Linked DNA regions of Homo sapiens: regions 2 and 3 are each linked to region 1. The links are chromatin contacts, found by Hi-C or POLR2A ChIA-PET in ENCODE. All regions are on one chromosome and are shown on one strand. Each heading gives the region's core, a stretch centred on a gene start or an enhancer-like site at or near the end of the contact. The rest is flanking DNA. Distances are from core to core; before and after follow the strand shown.

Region 1 (3,400 bases), core at 617-3,116:
GCCAGGAACTCTTTAGAAGAGCAAGACATCCCAGGGTAGAGACAGATTAGGCAGGCACAGGAAAAAAGTGCAAGCGCTGAAGTTAAAATGCACCAAACACCAGAAGTTCTAAAGCCAGACAGGACACAAGCTGCAAGTATTTTGAGGCCTCCCCCTTTAAATCATACACCTGACAGGAAAAATTTTGAGTGGGGAGCCTGAGATTAAGTAATGAGCAATTAGCCGGGTGTGGTGGTGCACACCTATGATCCCAGCTACTCGGGAGGCTGAGGCAGGACAATCTCTTGAGCCCGGGAGGTGGAGGTTGCAGTGAACAGATATGTGCCACTGCACTCCAGCCTGGGCAACAAGTGAGACTCCATCTCAAAAACAAATAATAAAATAAGCAACGGGCAGCTTGTTTTCGTTTTGTAATATATTTTTTTTTGAGAGCCCAGGAGGCGGAGGTTGCAGTGAGCCAAGATCGTGCCATTGCACTCCAGTATGGGCTGGGCGACAGAGAGAGACTCCATCTCAAAAAACAAAACAAAACAAAACAAAAACAACAACAAAAAAACAACTAAGGTATGGAAGTGACAAGATGATGGTCCCCCCTCCAACACAATATGAGCAAAAACTTAAGATACTTATCTCACACTGCCTCTCAATGGAAAACAAACTTGAGGCCTTGAAAACTGATCCATTTTCCAATAAAGGAAAGCGTCCCCCCACTACTCATCAGTATTAAGGTGGGCTCAGTGTTTACTCACCCTTTTTTCTGAGCTCTGGTTTGCCTTTCTTGACTGTGGCCATCACCATGTCACCCACACCAGCAGCGGGAAGTCTGTTCAGCCGTCCCTTGATCCCCTTCACGGAGATGATATACAGGTTTTTGGCTCCTACAAAAGAATGTAAATAAAAATAAAAAATGTTGAGGGCCATCAGGCCGTTCCATCAGTATAACATTTCCCAAACACTTCCAAAGCCCCTCCCTCCACTCACTGCCCAAGCAGTTAGTCCGCAAGAACGCCTTGTCACACCACCGATTGAAGCAAACAACACATGTTGCCACTTCACCCAAAAGCGATGTTTTCACTCTCCCCTTTCTTGACGGCTCAATAGGTCATTAGCCACAGGCCCATTGAGTGCTTTTAAAAGGGGGAGTATAGCAACGTGCAAAGACCTCACCTGTGTTGTCAGCACAATTGATTACAGCTCCTACCGGAAGACCCAAGGAAATCCGGAATTTCGCACCAGAGGACCCACCACGTCCTGTGGATATAAAGGGAAGGGAAACAGGATAAAGAGATCACAATCTAGACATGGTTCGGAGTTCCCCCTCATACTCAAGCTGTAATTCACCGCACATGCTTTGATAGACTGTACGCTATAGATTAGCTCGCTCGGATTTTACTTATGCCGTCCCCATGTGCCACCCGATTCTCACGGAAAGTAGCCTATTTCTTACTATTAACACTCTGACATCGAAATTAAGAAACCTAGACGACTCAACCCTTGCTCTAACTTTCGCAAAACGCAATTACTCCTGCAAGGCATAAAACCGCAGAGGTCGCGCAAACCAGGGCCTAATCCAGTCTAACTTCAACCCCATTACGATAGCCCTATTCGCGGAGCGATCTCGCGGTATCCAGACTACATTCACGTCGGGATCCTGCCATCTCAACTCTCCAGCACCCCACTGCCACTTTCGAGGGCCCTGGCAGTGCTCTCGCGGTGGCCTGGCTCTCTCTCTCCGGCCTGAAGGAGAGCAAAGCGCCCCAGCTGCCTAGGGCCACCGCTCCTGACGAATCCGCCAGCCACTGCACGACAGATGGTGGAGGATCCTCCAGAAACAAAACCTCACCTCGCTTCGACATCTTGAACGCCGGAAAAAAGAAAAAAGGAAGTCGATTCAAAGGACACTGGGATATGAACTTTAACGCCCCGCCCACCCTCCTCACGTGGCCGGAGCAAAAACCGGCCTCTTCCGCCTCTGGGCGCTGCCTTATTACGTAATAAGTTTACGACGTCGCTTTTAGCCCTCTCTGCGAAGTGGGAGTTGAGGTAGAAGCGCAAGAGATAGGAAGTATCTTCTCTACGAGCTTAAGAGTAGTTAGGGACATGGAAACAGTGATTTGTTAACTTGCTCACGACCTCTTTTGACCACTTAATAGTGCCAGGCACTTATCTGCACACTAGAGAATAGGAATTAAAACACGGTTTGTGCCGTGTGGGGGTTCCCCAAGGAACAAAGAAAGTGGGGGAGGGAGGGAGAACAAGCTCTAAACGGTTTCGTTGAATGTAATACAGTTGAGAAGTGCTGCAGATCATTCCATCTATGTGTTCTTGGTATCATACCATTCTGTATTTTACATATACAGTATTGCTCTATTTATTGACCCGTCCCCCCCAACACACACTCTTTTTTTCTTTTTTTGAGACCGAGTCTCACTCTGTCGCCCAGGCTGGAGTATAGTGGCGAGATCTCAGCTCACTGCAACCTCCGTCTTCCGGGTTCAAGCAATTCTCTGTCTCAGCCTCAGAGTACCTGAGACCACAGGCGCCCGCCACAACGCTGGGCTAATTTTTGTATTTTTAGTAGAGACGGGGTTTCGCCATGTTATTGGCCAGGCTGGTCTCGAACTTCTGATCTCAAGTGATCTGCCCGCCTTGGTCCCTCAAAGTGCTGGGATTACAGGCGTGAGCCCCCGCGCCAGGCCTAATTGCTCCTTTCACAGCTTCAGCCGCCCCTTATTCTCTGGGTTCTTTCCTTCCCACGATACATTAATTCACATACTTATTGAGCTCCTACTTTACAGCAGGTTCTGTCCAGGGCGTACAGCGGATTACATCAGAGAACAAAATAGATCAACATTCTTTTCCTTATGGAGCTTACATTCTGCTGGGGTGCAGGTGGAGGAGGATATTAGACACTAAACAAAAGATATAATAAGTAATTGCAGTATGTAGTATGTTAGATGGGGATATGTATTATAAAAATATAAATAGTATCGCTTCTCGGCCTTTTGGCCAAGATCAAGTGTAAAATATAAATAGTGGCCGGGCCTTGTGGCTCACGCTTGTAATCCCAGCACTTTGGGAGGCCGAGGCGGGTGGATCACGAGGTCAGGAGATCGAGACTAGCCTGGCCAACACAGGGAAACTCCGTCTCTACTAAAAATACAAAAATTAGCTGGGCGTGGTGGCGGGCGCCTGTAATCCCAGCTACTCCGGAGGCTGAGGCAGGAGAATCGCTTGAACCCAGAAGGCAGAGGCGGCAGTGAGCCGAGATCGCGCTACTGCACTCCAGCCTGGGCGACAGAGCTAGACTCCGTCTCAAAAATGTATATAGATAAATAGCTCTTTGAGGAAGACGCGGTCGTAGGTGTTGCGGATCGCTGATCCGCACGCTCCTGCTACT
Region 2 (3,400 bases), core at 296-2,795, 500 kb before region 1:
ATAGCTTTTCTTGCCCACATGTATGGGAGCCTGCCGCAAGGTTGATGGGAATGCAGGGAACAGAGAACAAGGTGGAGCTTAGCAGGGGATGTGGCTAGAGAGGCAGGGGTTAGATCACACAGGGGTCAGATCACAAGATCACACATTAGCCTAAGAACAATGGGAAGCCATGAACAATTTTAATCACAGGCTATGAACACATTTCCATTCTGAAAAGGTCCCTCTGGTTGCAGGACTCAACCCTCCACCCTCTTCCCCTCAATGCACCCTCAGGTATTAGAAGTCACTGAGTTCTGCAGCTGATCCTTCCTCCTTTTCCCTTGCATCTCTCAATATCTCCCACTGGGACTATTTCAATGGGCTCCCTGCCTCCAGTCTCACCTCCTCCACACAAAAAGCTTGATCTTATTTGATCCTCACAACATGCCTGCAAGCAAGCAAAATTGCAATCCTTATCCCTGTGTAAAGATAAGAAGGCCGGGCGTGGGCGCGGTGGCTCACGCCTGTAATCCCAGCATTTTGGGAGGCCAAGGCGGGTGGATCACCTGAGGTCAGGAGTTCAAAACTGGCCTGGCCAACATGGTGAAACCCTGTCTCTACTAAGAATACAAAAAATTACCTGGAGCGAGGCAGGAGAATTGCTTGAACCCGGGAGGCAGAGGTTGCAGTGAGCCAAGATAGCGCCATTGCACTCCAGCCTGGGCAATAGAGAAAGATTCCATCTCAACAACAGCAAAAACTTAATGTGTTGTCTGTAGCCGTTACATTATGAATAGCACAAAAATTGAGTAAATATTCTTCCAGTATTTGAAACCGTTTTCTGACTCAGCAAAGAAGTTGCTCCCATCATTGACAATCCAATTAAGTTTTGTCTTTTTCAGTTTTATCAACCAACATTCACCTTTACAATTACACTCCTAGGTCAACTGCAATCACAGTTTGGCTACCCATATAAGAGTTTGGCAAAAATCAATGAAAGCATTCTGTGAGAAAGAGTTATATGGAATTTGCCAATTTACTATTAATTGTAAATTGTGAACTACACATCCTTTATGTCAGTAAAACTTAACGACAAATTTTTGTACCTATATATGTGCATACATTCCCGTTCTCCCCCCAGAGAGCTGGTTGTTACACATTTATCAGTACAGCACTGGGTCTAGAACACGATTCATGTACTGATTCCACAAACATTCACTGGGTGCCAGGCGGACGGAGATACAGATTAATGATGAAATGACTCAGCCAAGGTCACACATCGCAAGCGGCGTAGATGGCAGAACCATATGTGCTCCCAAGGCCAGCGGCGCGCTCCCAGGACCAGACCATGGTTTCCAAGGCCTCTCCACTCTACCGAATGGGATGGCCTGGGCCTGGGCGCCCAGGAAGTGAAAAGCAAGGACCGGGAAAAGAGACCAACGCCAGCCAACAGACAGCTCACCGCCAATAGGGGCCGGGGGCGCGCGCGGCGTCACTCGCCGTGGAGGCCAGCGCGAGCACGCCCTGGGGAAAGTGGCGTGGCTAAGCCCTTCCGGAAGTGACGTCGGCTTGGGGGCGGTGCTCGGCGGTGGCGGAGCGCGGCCTGGGCTCGCGCTGGGCTCCGCGCGCCCCCCGCCCCCCTCTATGAGGCAGAGGCCGCGGCGGCCGTTAGCGCTGTCGCTCCGGGGGCCGCGGCGGGCGGGGCTCCGGCGGGGCCCGGCCTAGTCCCCACCCCAGCCCGGCTCCCAGCCGCCCGCCCTCCCTCCCTCTCCCCGATGCAGGAGGCCGAGCTCCGGGATGGCGAGGCGGCGGCGGCGGCCGCTTCGTACCGCGTCCTGAGCCGCCTCCTTGGCTATGGAGAGGCGGCCCCCGAGCCAGGCCCTCCGCCACCGCCCCCGGGCCATGGCCCCCCGCCGCCACCCTTCCTCGCGCGGCCCGGCCCGCGGGGCTCCCGGCCGCCGCAGCTGATGGTGTTCCGCAACGTGGGTCGGCCGCCGGAGGAGGAGGACGTGGAGGCGGCCCCGGAGCCGGGACCCTCGGAACTGCTGTGTCCCCGGCACCGCTGTGCCCTGGACCCCAAGGCCCTGCCGCCGGGCTTGGCGCTCGAGCGGACCTGGGGCCCGGCGGCTGGACTAGAGGCGCAGTTGGCGGCTCTGGGGCTCGGGCAGCCGGCGGGGCCGGGGGTCAAGACAGTCGGTGGGGGTTGCTGCCCGTGTCCGTGTCCTCCTCAGCCGCCCCCTCCGCAGCCCCAGCCGCCTGCTGCCGCCCCGCAGGCCGGGGAGGACCCCACGGAAACGAGCGACGCGCTGCTGGTCCTGGAGGGCTTGGAATCGGAGGCCGAGAGCCTGGAGACTAACAGCTGCTCGGAAGAGGAGCTCAGCAGCCCGGGTCGCGGAGGAGGAGGGGGCGGCCGGCTTCTGCTGCAGCCCCCAGGCCCTGAATTACCTCCGGTGCCCTTCCCGCTGCAGGACTTGGTCCCTCTGGGGCGCCTGAGTAGAGGGGAGCAGCAGCAGCAGCAGCAGCAGCAACCTCCCCCGCCCCCGCCTCCTCCCGGGCCCCTCCGGCCACTCGCGGGTCCTTCTCGGAAGGGCTCCTTCAAAATCCGCCTCAGTCGCCTCTTTCGCACCAAGAGCTGCAACGGTGGCTCCGGCGGTGGGGATGGGACCGGCAAGAGGCCTTCTGGAGAGCTGGCTGCTTCAGCTGCGAGCCTGACAGACATGGGAGGCTCTGCGGGCCGGGAGCTGGACGCGGGGAGGTGAGACCGGCCGGGGGCTGGCCGACAAACTTCCTTTTCTTGTTTGGTTTCCCTTTTTATCTATTGCTATCGCGATCCTGACAGTTCTTAAGATAGGGTCTTCAGGAGGAGGCAGAGACTTGGGACCAAAGGTGGTAACATCTCGCATAAGGTCAGCGCTAATTGTGGAAACAGCTTTCACTCTTAAAGAGTGCACACTCCGTGACACTTCTCAGCTGGTTTGCATCTGTCTTGTTGGAAGATGGTTTCAGACCATCCTCCCATCCCCATCCTGGCATGGCTTTTTAAGTTTTTCCAAGGCGGCTGTGTGCCATTGTCCCTGGAAGGGAGATTGCTGGAAGTGTTTGGCCTTTGGGGCAAAAAGCTGGTGTTGCACCTTGACCGCCTTGCTTATTCTGTGTACCAGCACCGCACCTCCCTTCACACTCATGCATGCAAATGACAGGAGAATCTTCAAATGCAATTGTAGGCCAGCAATCAATTGGACACCTCTATTCAAAGTTTTACTGTTTTCCTGGTTGTTCCCTTAGATGAACTTGGCATATCAAACTTGGGTGCTGACCACTGTCTCTGAGAATAGAAAATAGCAGACCGGGCACAGTGGCTCACACCTGTAATCCCAGCACTTTGGGAGGCCGAGGAGGGCGGATCACCTGAGCTCAGGAG
Region 3 (3,400 bases), core at 640-3,139, 270 kb after region 1:
GATTATTACAAGGGCCAGGGCGTGCCAGATTGGTTAAACCAGTCTACTTCCCCCAGGAACTGGGGATCATGGCTCCGCTAGGAATGGGGAATGGAAGCTGGGTGAGCAAAGGCCTGACATCAGGGTTGACGGGGAATGTGGCTCAATGACCAAGACCAAGCTCTTTCAGTCTTTCTTCTCTGCCACTTTCAGTGTGGGCTTCATTGTAAGGCTAGGCATCTTGTAGTGACGGGATGGCAGACAGTGGCAACTAGCCCTGGCTCATGGAAGCAAGACAGGCACAGCACACCTCTCCCCGACCACTGAATGAACACGTGTGCTTCAAGATGGCAGGGTCAACCTGGGTCCCCTGCCACCTCTGGACTAGGAAGCCCTAGATGCTAAACAGCTTCCACCTAAACCAAACACCAGCTGGGGGGTAGGATTATCATGGAACCCAAGATCCCATTCCTATTGTACAAGGCTGTAAGGTAAAATATATGTTGAAAAGTCAACCGCAATGTCCACTTGCCATCTGAATCCAACCAATGAACCAGTACTCTCAAAAGACAAGAAGCACTTTGGGAGGCTGAGGCAGAAACATCGCTTGAATCCAGGAGTTCAAGACCAGCTTGGGCAACATAGTGAGACCCTCCCCCCAAGTCTACAAAAAAAAAAATGCAAAAATTAGCTGGGCATGGTGGCATGCACCTGTAGTCCCAGCTACTTGTGAGGCTGGGGCAGGAGGATTGCCTGATCCCAAGGGATCAAAGCTGCAGTAAGCCATGATCATGCCACTGCATTCCAGCCTGGGCAACAGAGCAAGACATTGTCACAAAACAAAACCAAGAGACATGCCTTTTACTTTCTGGAAGCAGAGCTGAGTAAAGGGTTTGATTGGCCAGCATCCTCCAATCTGTCCACATGCCCAGGGAGGTGCAACAGTTCTGCCAACCACTCAGGCCTTGTGGAATGAAAAAGAAGAGACTTCAGCTGGGGCAGGGCTGCTCCATTGCCTGTATTGATTGTCTCCATCCAGTTCTTTATGAGGCCAGAGTTTACCCAGGTTCCTCAGGGCTGAGCATCAGTGATGCAATGAAAGCTATTGCCACCTACCCGCGGCGTTCTAGAGCCAGTCCTTTTAGTCTAGAATTCCTTCCCTCCCTCCCTCCCTCCCTCCCTTCCTTCCTTCCTTCCTTCCTTCCTCTCTCTCTCTCAATCTCTTCCTTCCTTCCTCTCAATCTCTTCCTTCCTTTCTCTTTCTTTCTTTCTCTCTCTGTCTGTCTGTCTCTCTCTCTTTTCTTTTCTTCTTTTTTGAGATGGAGTTTCGTTCTTGTCGCCCAGGCTGGAGTGCAATGGTGAGATCTGGGCTACTGCAACCTCTGCTTCCTGGGATCAAGCGATTCTCCTGCCTCACCCTCCAGAGTCTCTGGGATTACAGGTGCATACCACCACACCCAGCTAATTTTGTATTTTTAATAGAGACAGGGGTTTTACCATGTTGGCCAGGCTGTTCTTGAACTCCTGACCTCAGGTGATCCACCCACCTTGGTCTCCCAAAGTGCTGGGATTACAAGCATGAGCCACCATGTCCGCCTAGTCTACAATTTCTGATGCTCCTGAAACATCAATGTTGTATGGAGCCCTGCTAACTAAAATTTCAGGTGTGACATTATATTTTAAATAATATCCTTGTACCAGACATGTTTTAGGATGCTCCATCCCCATCCCAATGACGTTTGCCCCCAGACCCGTAGGCCCTGCTGAGTTGACTACACCCATCACAGTCTCCTACATGACCCTGTGCTTCCTCAGACTGATTGGACATAGGTAATCACATGATTCAAAAGCAGCTCATCTATTGGAAGCCTACAATCTACAGCTTGTGCAGCCTGAGCCAATCAGATCACCACCCGGGAGGGTGAAATTGGGAAACTGAGAAGCTGGCAGCAAGAGAGCTGAGTTGAAAGATCTTGGAGACTTAGGAACTGAAACCATTCAAGATGAACAGAGTCTGTGAGAAAAAAAGAAAAAAAGGAACCGAAACCATCCTGAGCTGTCTGCAGAAGACTTCTGATCCACAGAAAGGAAAGGCAGACCTTATATACATTTGGCTTCAATAAACATATGATGAATTAATGAAAAGGAGGCAAGAACTGGGGGAGGGGACCTGGTTCCCAACAGCTTTCCAGCTTCCTTGAGGTCTGGCTGTCCTTCATGTCCAGCCCTTGGGTCTCCCATGATCGTCTTCTGCACCCTCACGATAATCCTTCTCTGTGGGACAGCTCAAATAGCTCCTCAGAACCAAAAGGACCTTAAATAGAATAGCCTTGCTTATGAGGTGATCAGAGGAAAAACCTCCAGGGTGAGCCCAGGCAGTCCTTCACTGGTACAGACAGCAAGAGTGTGAATGAGCCCACCACAAAGCAAGGGTACGTGTTTGAGATTATGAATGTGCAAATTACCCTGATCTGATCACTATACATTATATGTATTGAAACATTACTATGTACCCCATGAATATGTACAATTATTTGTCAATTAAAAAATTAAATTAGATCGGGCGTGGAGGCTCAGGCCTGTAATGCTGGTACTTTGGGAGACCCAGGTGGGTGGATCACTTGAGCTCACGAGTTCGAGACCAGCCTGGGCAACATGTTGAAACCACCATCTCTACAAAAAATACCAAAACTGGCCAGGGGTGATGGCGTGCTCCCATAGTCCGAGCTATTCAGAGTCTGAGGCAGGAGAATCGTTTGAGCCTGGGAAGTTGAAGCTGCAGTGAGCCAAGATCGCACCACTGCACCCCAGCCTGGGCGACAGAGTGAGACCCTGTCTCAAAAAAAATTTTTTTTTAACTTCATTTTTAAAAAGAATATGAATGAGAAGAGAGAACTGAGAAACTAAATTTCTGGGAGAACTTTTCCCTGGCAACACATCAGCCACTGTAAACTAAAAATAAAATCCTAAGTCCCCCAACCAACTGAATGGACCCCCTCTTGGCCAATGAGACCCCAGAAAAGCTGAGTTCCCAGCCATAATGGGATGGGAGACCAGACACACCTCATTGTAACCCCTCCCTTTTGCAGTTTAGACACAACTACCAGCATTAATATTAAAATAGAGATCAGAAGACAGACAGAATGGACTCTGTGGCAATATGATATCAAATTATAAAGAGGACCTAAGGCCATGACAGGCACGGGTTAAATCACGCACCCCTGCAGGCCACTCTGACCCAGCGCTTTTTTGTTTTGTTTTTTGAGATGGAGTTTCGCTCATGTAACACAGGCTGGAGTGCAATGGCACCACCTCGGCTCACGGCAACCTCTGCCTCCCAGGTTCAAGCGACTCTCCTGCCTCAGCCTCCCAAGTAGCTGGGATTACAGGCACCCGCCACCACGCCCGGCTAAATTTTGTA

What was found. Hi-C counts contacts between places; a loop is a spot of excess contacts on that map. ChIA-PET counts read pairs that join two places held with the same protein, here RNA polymerase II (POLR2A). Pooled maps may share reads with other maps.
Region 2: a pooled map shows a loop between it and region 1 (7-fold over the local background). The contact joins the promoter of SOCS7 here to the promoter of RPL23 in region 1. A Hi-C loop is called at or near these places in 1 of 37 single-sample maps with no recorded cell type and 6 of 50 pooled maps.
Region 3: a pooled map shows a loop between it and region 1 (5-fold over the local background). The contact joins the enhancer-like site here to the promoter of RPL23 in region 1. A Hi-C loop is called at or near these places in 2 of 50 pooled maps. POLR2A ChIA-PET finds 5 or more read pairs at or near these places in 4 of 52 experiments (H1, WTC11, activated B cell and 1 more).

Annotation. Positions count from the first base shown.
Region 1 is chr17:38,851,855-38,855,254 of GRCh38, forward strand. RPL23 (ribosomal protein L23) reads right to left here and starts at 1,867. Exons shown (of 5, transcript NM_000978.4): 1 at 1,844-1,867; 2 at 1,168-1,251; 3 at 750-878. The coding sequence starts at 1,856. It overlaps SNORA21 (small nucleolar RNA, H/ACA box 21), which reads right to left and starts at 1,141; the gene lies at 1,009-1,141. It also overlaps the pseudogene RPS20P35. RefSeq lists enhancers at 720-1,503, 814-2,013, 1,504-2,287, 2,011-2,120.
Region 2 is chr17:38,350,299-38,353,698 of GRCh38, forward strand. SOCS7 (suppressor of cytokine signaling 7) reads left to right here and starts at 1,546. Exons shown (of 10, transcript NM_014598.4): 1 at 1,546-2,734. The coding sequence starts at 1,755. LOC124903991 (a long non-coding RNA gene) reads right to left here and starts at 698. Exons shown (of 2, transcript XR_007065738.1): 1 at 620-698; 2 at 161-427.
Region 3 is chr17:39,116,927-39,120,326 of GRCh38, forward strand. All of the region lies in intron 2 of PLXDC1 (plexin domain containing 1), which reads right to left. Among named protein-coding and RNA genes, the nearest start is that of PLXDC1, 33 kb to the right of the region's middle. RefSeq lists an enhancer at 2,260-2,309. Within about 2 kb of position 1,890, at least 2 of the 41 ENCODE cell types and tissues checked have a DNase peak (open chromatin) inside an H3K27ac peak, as active enhancers do.